3 separate regions of the Homo sapiens genome follow, and all the other regions are linked to region 2. Evidence: chromatin contacts called from ENCODE Hi-C or POLR2A ChIA-PET data. All regions are on one chromosome and are shown on one strand. Each heading gives the region's core, a stretch centred on a gene start or an enhancer-like site at or near the end of the contact. The rest is flanking DNA. Distances are from core to core; before and after follow the strand shown.

What was found. A loop is a pair of places that touch in the nucleus more often than their neighbours do. ChIA-PET counts read pairs that join two places held with the same protein, here RNA polymerase II (POLR2A). Pooled maps may share reads with other maps.
Region 1: a loop to region 2 is called in a map of OCI-LY7, with 10 times the contacts of the local background. The contact joins two enhancer-like sites. A Hi-C loop is called at or near these places in 1 of 168 maps with a recorded cell type or tissue (OCI-LY7), 6 of 37 single-sample maps with no recorded cell type and 4 of 50 pooled maps. POLR2A ChIA-PET finds 5 or more read pairs at or near these places in 1 of 52 experiments (OCI-LY7).
Region 3: a map with no recorded cell type shows a loop between it and region 2 (4-fold over the local background). The contact joins the promoter of PCDH9-AS4 here to the enhancer-like site in region 2. A Hi-C loop is called at or near these places in 1 of 168 maps with a recorded cell type or tissue (OCI-LY7), 14 of 37 single-sample maps with no recorded cell type and 5 of 50 pooled maps.

Annotation. Positions count from the first base shown.
Region 1 is chr13:66,658,200-66,661,166 of GRCh38, reverse strand. All of the region lies in intron 3 of PCDH9 (protocadherin 9), which reads left to right. LOC105370247 (a long non-coding RNA gene) reads right to left here. Exons shown (of 3, transcript XR_007063818.1): 3 at 1,022-1,106. Among named protein-coding and RNA genes, the nearest start is that of PCDH9-AS2, 170 kb to the left of the region's middle. Within about 2 kb of position 1,591, at least 4 of the 41 ENCODE cell types and tissues checked have a DNase peak (open chromatin) inside an H3K27ac peak, as active enhancers do; they include OCI-LY7, where a contact is called at or near this core.
Region 2 is chr13:66,137,160-66,140,160 of GRCh38, reverse strand. No RefSeq gene overlaps it. Among named protein-coding and RNA genes, the nearest start is that of MIR4704, 80 kb to the left of the region's middle. Within about 2 kb of position 1,505, at least 2 of the 41 ENCODE cell types and tissues checked have a DNase peak (open chromatin) inside an H3K27ac peak, as active enhancers do; they include OCI-LY7, where a contact is called at or near this core.
Region 3 is chr13:66,989,102-66,992,386 of GRCh38, reverse strand. It overlaps PCDH9-AS4 (PCDH9 antisense RNA 4), which reads right to left and starts at 1,501. Exons shown (of 3, transcript NR_046637.1): 1 at 1,288-1,501. The region is part of intron 2 of PCDH9 (protocadherin 9); the gene reads left to right.

The DNA of each region.
Region 1 (2,967 bases), core at 342-2,841, 520 kb before region 2:
GGAAACAGGAAATGGCAGCATAATTATGGCTATTGCTAAACCAGCATGTCACCAAATCAAAATTCTTAAAAAGAAAATAAAATGGGATTCGTTATTTTAACTATTTTGTTTCCAAATATCAAATTGTTAAATTATTATTTTAAACTGATATCCTCCCTTCTATTTTCTCTCTGTATTCCTTATGAATTATGTTTTAGATTTCAGATATTTATAATGTACTACTAATAGCATATTGTAAATAACAAGTTTCTAGATGGATTTCCAGAAACATCACTAAAATATAAAATATTTCCAGAAGCAAATCAAAATTCTTAAAAAGAAAATAAAATGTAAAAAGAAAATAAAATGGGATTGATTATTTTAACTATTTTGTTTCCAAGTATCAAATTGTTAAATATGATATTTAAACTGATATCCTCCCTTCTATTTTCTTTCTGTATTCCTTATGAATTATGTTTTAGATTTCAGTTATTTATAATGTACTACTAATAGTATATTGTAAATAACAAGTTGCTAGATGGATTTCCAGAAGCATCACTAAAATATTTGTATTGTGCAATCTTAAAACTACTGCTCTACTTAGAATTTAAAAATTTAAGAAAAAACATCAACCAAAGAAGTTTGATTTTTACTGCAAAGAAGTTTTAATAAGATTATTAACATTGTATTGGGCATTTGAAATCAGATATATGAGTAGATTGGTCACTATAATCAGGTGGATAAGTCAGTAATCAGTTGCTGAACATACTTCTTCCTTCATATTCTCAGGAGACCTTATCTACTGCAGCCTCATTACTCAGACAGTGCAGTGATTCATTATAAGGTCAATGATGACAAAAAAGGAAACTCACAGTAAAAAAAAAGGCAAAGAAATAAAGATCTCACCATATACTGTGAGTAGTCAGAACAGCTCTTGCTTCTGCAAGTGAATGAGAGCTGTTGCTGGGGCATTTAGAAAAAATAAATGGCCTCACATTTCCACGGCATTTCACCAGGCTGGAAGATACCTTTTCCTCCACTGTTCGTCTTCCATACCTCAAGCCCCAGCAGGTTATGATTCACTTGACCATGTGGTGGTGTGTTATCACTTTCAACTCCGAGAAAAGCTAGAGAGAAAAAGAGAAAGATTTTAGGCATTCGTTTAGCTCCAAACATTGGAAAGACTTAAATCTTTACCACTTTGAGGTGGTGTAGCTTAGAATTCGCCAGCAGTTAATAAGCTTATTTCAGTGTCATGCAAAGCAATGGCACCTTAAATAGTGTCATCCTTGACTCTGCTGTTAACTTGTTATACTTCACTAGTTTTGGCCACTTGTACATGCGCTAGTCCTAGCTAAAAATAAGCTAAAACACACACACACAGGCACACACCCCAAATCAGCTTCTTTGATGATTTAATGGGTGGAGTTAAGTTGAGAACAGAAGATATAGAGAATTAAGAGATCGGGGAAGGAGGCTGAGCAGGCAGAAGCAGTAACAGAAAAAAAAAATGTTTAAAAAGTCTTTCAGGGAAGATGCAGCAGGATTCACGTGATGTAAAACTGGAGAAGAAAATTAAAACCTGCGAAAGATTAAGCAAACCTCTTCTTTGCTTGTTCTACCAAACACACACAAACACACACACACAAACATAACTTAAGTGGAGGGATAAACCACATTAAACTGTATCTGGTTTCAAATGTTCCAAGGCCTATTTTAGCAGTTGTTTTTCTGTAAGTCATTCTGACTTGGAGCACTGGTCCTCCCCAAGGATATAAAATGTAGTGAAACTTATTATCAAGTCTGATGAAACCTAATGGTGTTTTACCTCTTTTTGGATGACTAGTGCATGCACAAAATAAGCCTTTGAGACAAATTCTATGATTTAGTCAATACTTATTGAGCACTGTTCTAAGGCTAGGGATACATTTATATATTTGACAGTGAAACAAACATGACCTTGTCTACATGGTGCTTATAAACTAGTGGAAGAGTATTCGATTTTCCATTGCATTGGCCATTTAATATATTTTTGTTATTATTATCATTTCTTTAATTTCGGTTAATTTTCTCATCATCTGTGATAATTTAGGCTTTGCTTTTTGTTGTTGTTGTTGTGTTTTATTGTTTTGTTTTTTGCAATGGAGAAAGTATATGCAAATAAGCAAGGGATTTGATCCTGACAATTGTACTTACAAAATATGACTTGGAGGAGGCTAGTTTTTATATGTCTTGAAGTCTATTTTATCCTTTGCAAAAAGAAGACACTAATTCTTAAGTCATAATTTGATGAATATGATATAAAACATAAAACTCTTAATGTAGTCACCAGAAAACAATAAATGCTTTAAAAATGTTCGTTCTGATCTTTTCCTCCTCTTGGATATCAACATAGAATTTCAACAGATAGGAAAAGTCATAGATTGCAAAGTACAAAGTATCATCATTTTATATACCATTAAGAAAATAATTCTAACAATTAAATTACAACATCATACTTACTTAGCACATTGATTATGTGGCATGTCCTGAACCTAGAATGTATAGATACATGTTTAAGAAAACATTGTGAATAAACAAATGAGTGTTTAAATTGTGTTTGTAAAATACAATGATTTTGGCATTTTAAATCTGAAGATAACTCATGTTAATGCTGTAGAGAAAAGATAAAATTGATTGCTATATGTATATACATTCATGAAAGTTTTGAGGAAGGACATAAAAATAAAAAGTAAATTAACCAATAAATGATCATGACTAAATATTACCCTTAAGAATTGTTTATTCTATAGTTTAAGCAATAGACTGGAACAGACACATAAATAATCTTTAAAAGCTAAAGGTACCTCTTAACCTAAAATAAATGTGTTTTTATATCAACTTGGGAAATTCAAAGAGATATAAACATTACTTACAAATTAAACATATCTCAAAGTAATAGTGTTTCTGATTATTGTATTCATTATTTCCACTCAACACAAAAAATTC
Region 2 (3,001 bases), core at 256-2,755:
TTTGGTTTCTGTTTTGTTATTTGTCAAAAAAAATTTGTGAACTAAAAAGTTTATCCATCTTGGATAGTAAAATTGGCAGGAAATCAGACTTAGGTACAGAAGCTGAAAGTAAGCCTAGTGTGGGAGATAGAGGATAACCAAAAACAAACAAAAAACAACAACAAAAACCATTCTTTTGATTCATGATACTACCATTTGTTCAGTCATCCATCCCTCAGCCTAGAAGCCATGCTATAAAAGCTTATCTTAATTTCACTTCTTGTTTCCAAACAGTTATGATCCTAACCATTCTACTCTGACAGATTTTTAAATCTGTTCCCTTTTTAGCATACCAAACATTATAGCCCCAGTTCATGACCTAATTTGCAATTTCACCAGCAAATTTGTTGCTGATTTTACCTACTGACTTTCAATATATAAAGCGAATATGCTTAGTCCATATTTGGTTTTAATTGTAATACTTACATCTGTTTTTCTACATGTAATACCACCATATCTTTTTCTTAAAAAGTGCATACTAAATTTCAACTCTGTGTCCTATACTATACTAAAGAATACAGGAGAGATGAAAACACGTTTATCTCGCAAAATACCTATTCTTGAAGTGTTTATATCTAAGTAGAAGAAAAAAGCTAACATATGTCAAGGACAACTGGGACATGCTGTAAGCTTTGTAAATATTTGTGGAATGACTGAGTAAAGTTTAGCTTTGTAAGGTAAAGATCATAAGCACGATGGTAATGTAGAAATGAAGGAAATCAATGCTTATTACAGGAAGGAGATGCCAGTAAAAATATAGGTAGACATCAAAGAATTGGGTTAATTTGAGGAAGTACATAGTGGAACATAGTCTTCATTGACAGAAACAGTGGCCTCAGATACTAGGATTTTTGTTTGTTTGTTTGTTTTTTTAAAAAAAGGCTAACATACAGGGGCAGAACCTGGAATTTTCAAAGAAAAATTGCGGGAAAGAAACATATTCTATGAAAATGTTTTGTCATCTTCCAAGTTTACATACCTTGCTTTCTTCCTCATGCCTGTTAGCCTTGACCCGGGAGTTATCCCTAGGTGTTACCTCTTGCACACACACTAGGTGTGAGTACTGCTTGCTCTCATTTCTTGGTATCTGGCCCCATCATATTCTTCATTCATCACTGTTTTCATGGGGTTTTTTTTGGCATGCTTTATATACCTCTTATGGGTGTGCCATAGGTGTTCTGAGACTATAATTTCTAATTCTGATAAAGATCGTATGCTGAAACATGGGCTACAAGCTGGTGGCTCAGTTTGAAAAGCACAATCATTGTACAATCTAACAAGAAATAATCCCAACTAAAAACAAAGCAACAGACCTTTTACTGGCAAGATCAGAAGATGACATCTGTTAAGCTCACCTGGCAGAAGTGGTGCTTTTGGTCCACAAGGGAGCTGATGAAAAGGGAAGTGGAAAACACACATAGAGAACATGGGCCTTCGTGGAGAGATGTCAGTAATTAGGGGAATTTGCTTATGTGCTGCAGATGGCAGACACCAGAACCACATAATGTGTATGAATTTATACGTGTGGTTGGTTTCTTAGTAGAGAAACTATCACTAGTTTTATTTTATGAGTGTGGCTGTAGCTCCAATTCAGTGGTAATGGTCTGTATTCTGATATGAGTAAGAATAGGCGTCTATGTTTATGAACAGGATATGCCCTTTTAAAAAGTAGAACTGAACTGTCTTTGACACGGCATTTCTAAATGTTCATTTACAGAAGGGGGAGTTTACAAATGGTTATTTTGCTGATACATCATTTAACACTTGGGTGGACATAAGTAGCAAAATTGCCCAATTTTAGTTTTCGGTTAAAAACCAAGTCTGCTGGATGTGCTTTTGTATAACAGCTAGGTTTAATCCTCTGAAATAGTTAAGACAGTCTAGAAGGGTGAAGAGACAACAGTGGACAGTGAGGGAAAGTAGAGAAAATGTCAGCAACATCATTGATATTATTCTTATCTTTTTTTTTCCGAGCCAAAGGCTTTGAGAGAACTTTATTCTGTACCCGAAATTTGTGCTTTATCATATGCCTTTATTCTCCTATTACTCCTATTTTATTTTAAAGTTATTGATTAAACACAGGCTGTAGAGAAACCTGGACAATACTTTTATTCTAAAATTAAATTGCTATTGTTTGCTCTCTTGCTCTATTTCGTAATACGTCATTTGTGTAATTGAAGAAGAAGACAAAGATGTCTTGGAACCATGATATTGTTGGAGACACTCACGTTAGGGAATTTGAGGTAATCATCAGATTCATTAGATCTAAACTGGACATTCAAATGAGAGAATAGAAGGGAAAAAAGGCCAGTGGGTAGAGAGATAAAAAATAATATAGCCCTTATATTTTCAGAGTATACATTACAGAAGAGTTAAAAAACCATTCAAAGCCAGAGGCTGCATGCAGAACTTAGCAGGCTGTTCAAATGGAGAAAGATAGATTTGTACATTGGTATCAACTCTGGCCACAGTCTGACTCTAGTGCTTATGACTGATATTCCTTAGCCTCTAGGGCAACATTCAAGCACATGGGCAGAAAGAAAACAGAAATGGTTGAGCTCAGAAGAGAGCATTTATGAGAGCATTGCAAACAGTTCATTTTAAGGGTTTTCAAAATATGGTTGTAATATTGCTCAGTGACTTCATTCTGAAGTCTCTTAAAAGCACTCTCCTCAAAAATTGTAAGCTCATAAACACAGTTCTTTTGCTTCTTTCATTTTCAGTTCTACACTGTTCATTTCAGCAGTGAAAAATGGGAGTGAAAAAGATTGACCTGTGTGGTCAACTTAGACCTTAAATCTTAATTTGGCATACAGGAATCAAAATTATTAAATAGTAATCTCTGTCCTGTTTTTTAAAAAATAGGTATTTACATAGCTAAAATATGTCAAAAATTTGTATTGATGTCACATTTATCTGCCATCTGTGACACAGAAGCAAAGTTCTCTAATTGCTGACATCC
Region 3 (3,285 bases), core at 252-2,751, 850 kb before region 2:
GCATCATTCCGCTGGAGGGGGTGATTTCCCCAATATCATGTTAGATCCATAGCTTGTTCTTGACAGAGTGGCAGTACCTTTCCTCCACTGCACTCTCACCACTAGCATAGATGTAAAACACAGTAAGTACTCAGAAACTACTTGAAGAGTGCAGTTATCAGTAGAGATGATCGAAACATTTGTTTTTCTAGGGAATATCTTTGCCTTTCTTCTTCCAGAATCCTCTGGTTATAATGTGCTCACTGCTAGGTCACCAGTCATAAAACATTATGTAGAGGTTACTGGTCATTATCCTAATATATTTATCAAAAAATCTGGAGTATATGAAACTGCCTTTCATTGTAACATTAGACAAAAACATTTATTCTATCAAATACAGACTTAAAACTGCCACCAAATTGGAAGAATATGATCTTAAATTTAAAAAAAACCCATATACTTAAACACAATAATCTATCTTTATCTACCTTCCTAAACATTAATGCATGAGACTTCTCTTAATATCATGAATATGCACTATGATTTTTATGTTACATCTTTTTCTTGTTTCCATTTATGCTAGTGAAATTTATTAGTATCCTTCATTGAAACACTATTATTTTCCATGGAGGAAAATATTTTATTTCCTTTATGAAAAGGGTGCTTTACTTCTGAAATACAGAATTCATTTTGTTTCGGATTCTGTTTGTTTGTTTTCACATCAACTTCATTCTAAATGTTCATTCAAAATTATTTTTCAGACTTGAGTTCAGGTGAAAATGTTAATGGAATTAAAAAGTAGTTAGTCAAATGAAATTTCAATATATAAGTCAAATTTGAAGAAAACTGAATTAATAAAGGATTCTAAGTTTATAAAGAAATCAAAATTATGCTTTCAAAAATATTATGTAACTGGAGAAAGTAATTTTATTTTGAGATCTCTCATGATTCTTTAATATATATTTTTTCTTATTAGTATGCAACCTTTTGGTAACATATATAGGAGACAGTTAATTTTGGTAAGACTACATAATTCATACATTCTTCATCTTGACATACATGATCAAATACTTTATAACGTCCACTAGCCTTGCTCTTGTCCACTGCAATGGAAAAAAAAAATGTGTCTCATCTACTCTTCTCTATTTATAGTTTTTAGATAGTAATGGATTGATCTTACAAAATTGGGTTTACACCTGCTGATGTCTTGGAGCTCCCTCTTAATCCTGTCATATATAGAGATAAGTTATGCACTGTTGACAGATTCAGGACACTGTATCACAGAAAAATAACAAGAAAATATATTACCGACTCTGGTCCAGATGAGATGTGTAACTGGCAAGTTGGAGTCAAGGACGTATTTTTTTCTAAAAACCCGCTAATATTAAAAATATATTCAGATGAGCCTTCTGGAAAAGAAAATTAACATTAAACAATAATAAGGAAACCAAACTTGAGAGATAATGCCCAGGTCCCATTTTCATGGATATTTTATGTAATAAGCGTATTGTTGACTAGAAAAAGTTATCTGTTATAAACAACATGGAGCATTTTTGTCAAAGTTTGGATAAGTAGGAGTTGGAAGATGGAAATATATTGATTATCTGCTGGATGATGATTACATCAAATTAAGTAAACATAAATATTATTATTACTAGAAATTCAGTGTGGAAACATCTACTTTACCCTCTTCAGAGATGTGAATTTTTGAAGTGAGAAATTGCTATCAATTGTGCTTGTCACTGAATTATATATATATGTATATTTATGTATACATGTTTTTATATATATGTGTTTATATGTATATATTTGTTTTATATATGTGTATATATGTTTTTATATATAAAAGAATATACATATTCTGTATATATGAGTATATACAAGAATATGATATACTAATGATATATTCTTTTACATATAAAAAAGAATATGATATATTAAGCAAATGTAAGAACCTAACCTATATGTATATGTATATGTATCTTCTTACATTTGCTTAATATATTCTTTTAGAGTATGAAAAATGTTATATTCTTTTGAGCAAAGGAAAGAGAGGGAGATGATGAACTGTATTAACAAGTACTGTCACTCAAGTTTTCACCAATCCAGGCATAGCTAATGCTTGGAGTTTGTTGCTTATAATTGTTTAAAATATTCCAAGTTGTAGAACTTTATTCTGTTTAGCACTCAAGATATAAAGACATACAAGATGATTATTTAGGCTTCATCCAGTTTAGCCTTTAGATTAATGGGGTCATTCACTGGACTATTATTAAAATTTGCTAAGGCTTTAAAAATTTTGCAGATAATTACAGAAAAACAAAACGAAGAAACCCAAAACATTTTTTCTTCCATCTTAAATATCTTTGTTAGTTACAAAGAGTTAATGATACATTTATTATACTGCTATGCACTGAAAATTTTGTTATCAGTCTTTGAAATGTGCTGTTACAGAGTGCTTATTTGTTTCTTCTAAGAAAATGGCCTAGGCACTTAGCAGAATAGTAATTCTTAATTGTTCTACAGTGCAGGTAAAAATGCTGTTAGTGTGAGGAAATATACCTTTTTGTTCAATTTTTTATGTTCCCGTTTTGCTAATACCTCACCCTGTTCTTTAATATTCTCTGAGAGTCTGAGGAAGTGGCTGCTATACCAAGTGCATATTCAATTAGACATTCTGTCACATAAAGTGAGAATGTAAATTTTAACAATAATTTAGATATCTAAAATAATTCACAAGTACACAGGATCGTTAGTTCATTATTCATGAATAAAGTGATTTAGAGCTGAAGCTGAGATGAAAGTCTTCCTGGTAAAGAGGTTGAGTGAAAAAAAGACTTGGGATCATGGAGTAATTTCATAAAGTGCTATTTCTACAATCAGGAAGTGACATTCATTACTTGATAAAATTAGTTGAGGAATACATTTTATTCTGTTTCTCAAATAATTGTATTTGTATGAGCATAGGAAGCAAATCGTTGGAAAGATGAAATTAAATTTTAGTACATTTAATGGCTACAATCTCTGTGTGAAGGAACTTTTCTATTCCTAATAGTGATGTGACTTTCTAACTTCATAAGGTCATTTGGGATTTTGGTGGGCCAGATGTGGAAAATATTTCTAGCTAATTTAATGAGTGATAACCATAAACTTATCTATAAAATGACTTTTAAAATATTCCACATCCCAGCTACTCCACATTATATTAATTGAAATCACAATGAATTCATGATTTGTAACATATATAATATTTATTCCAATACTTATTCACCATGGTTGGGAATGGAGTGTAAATCTTTAATTCCT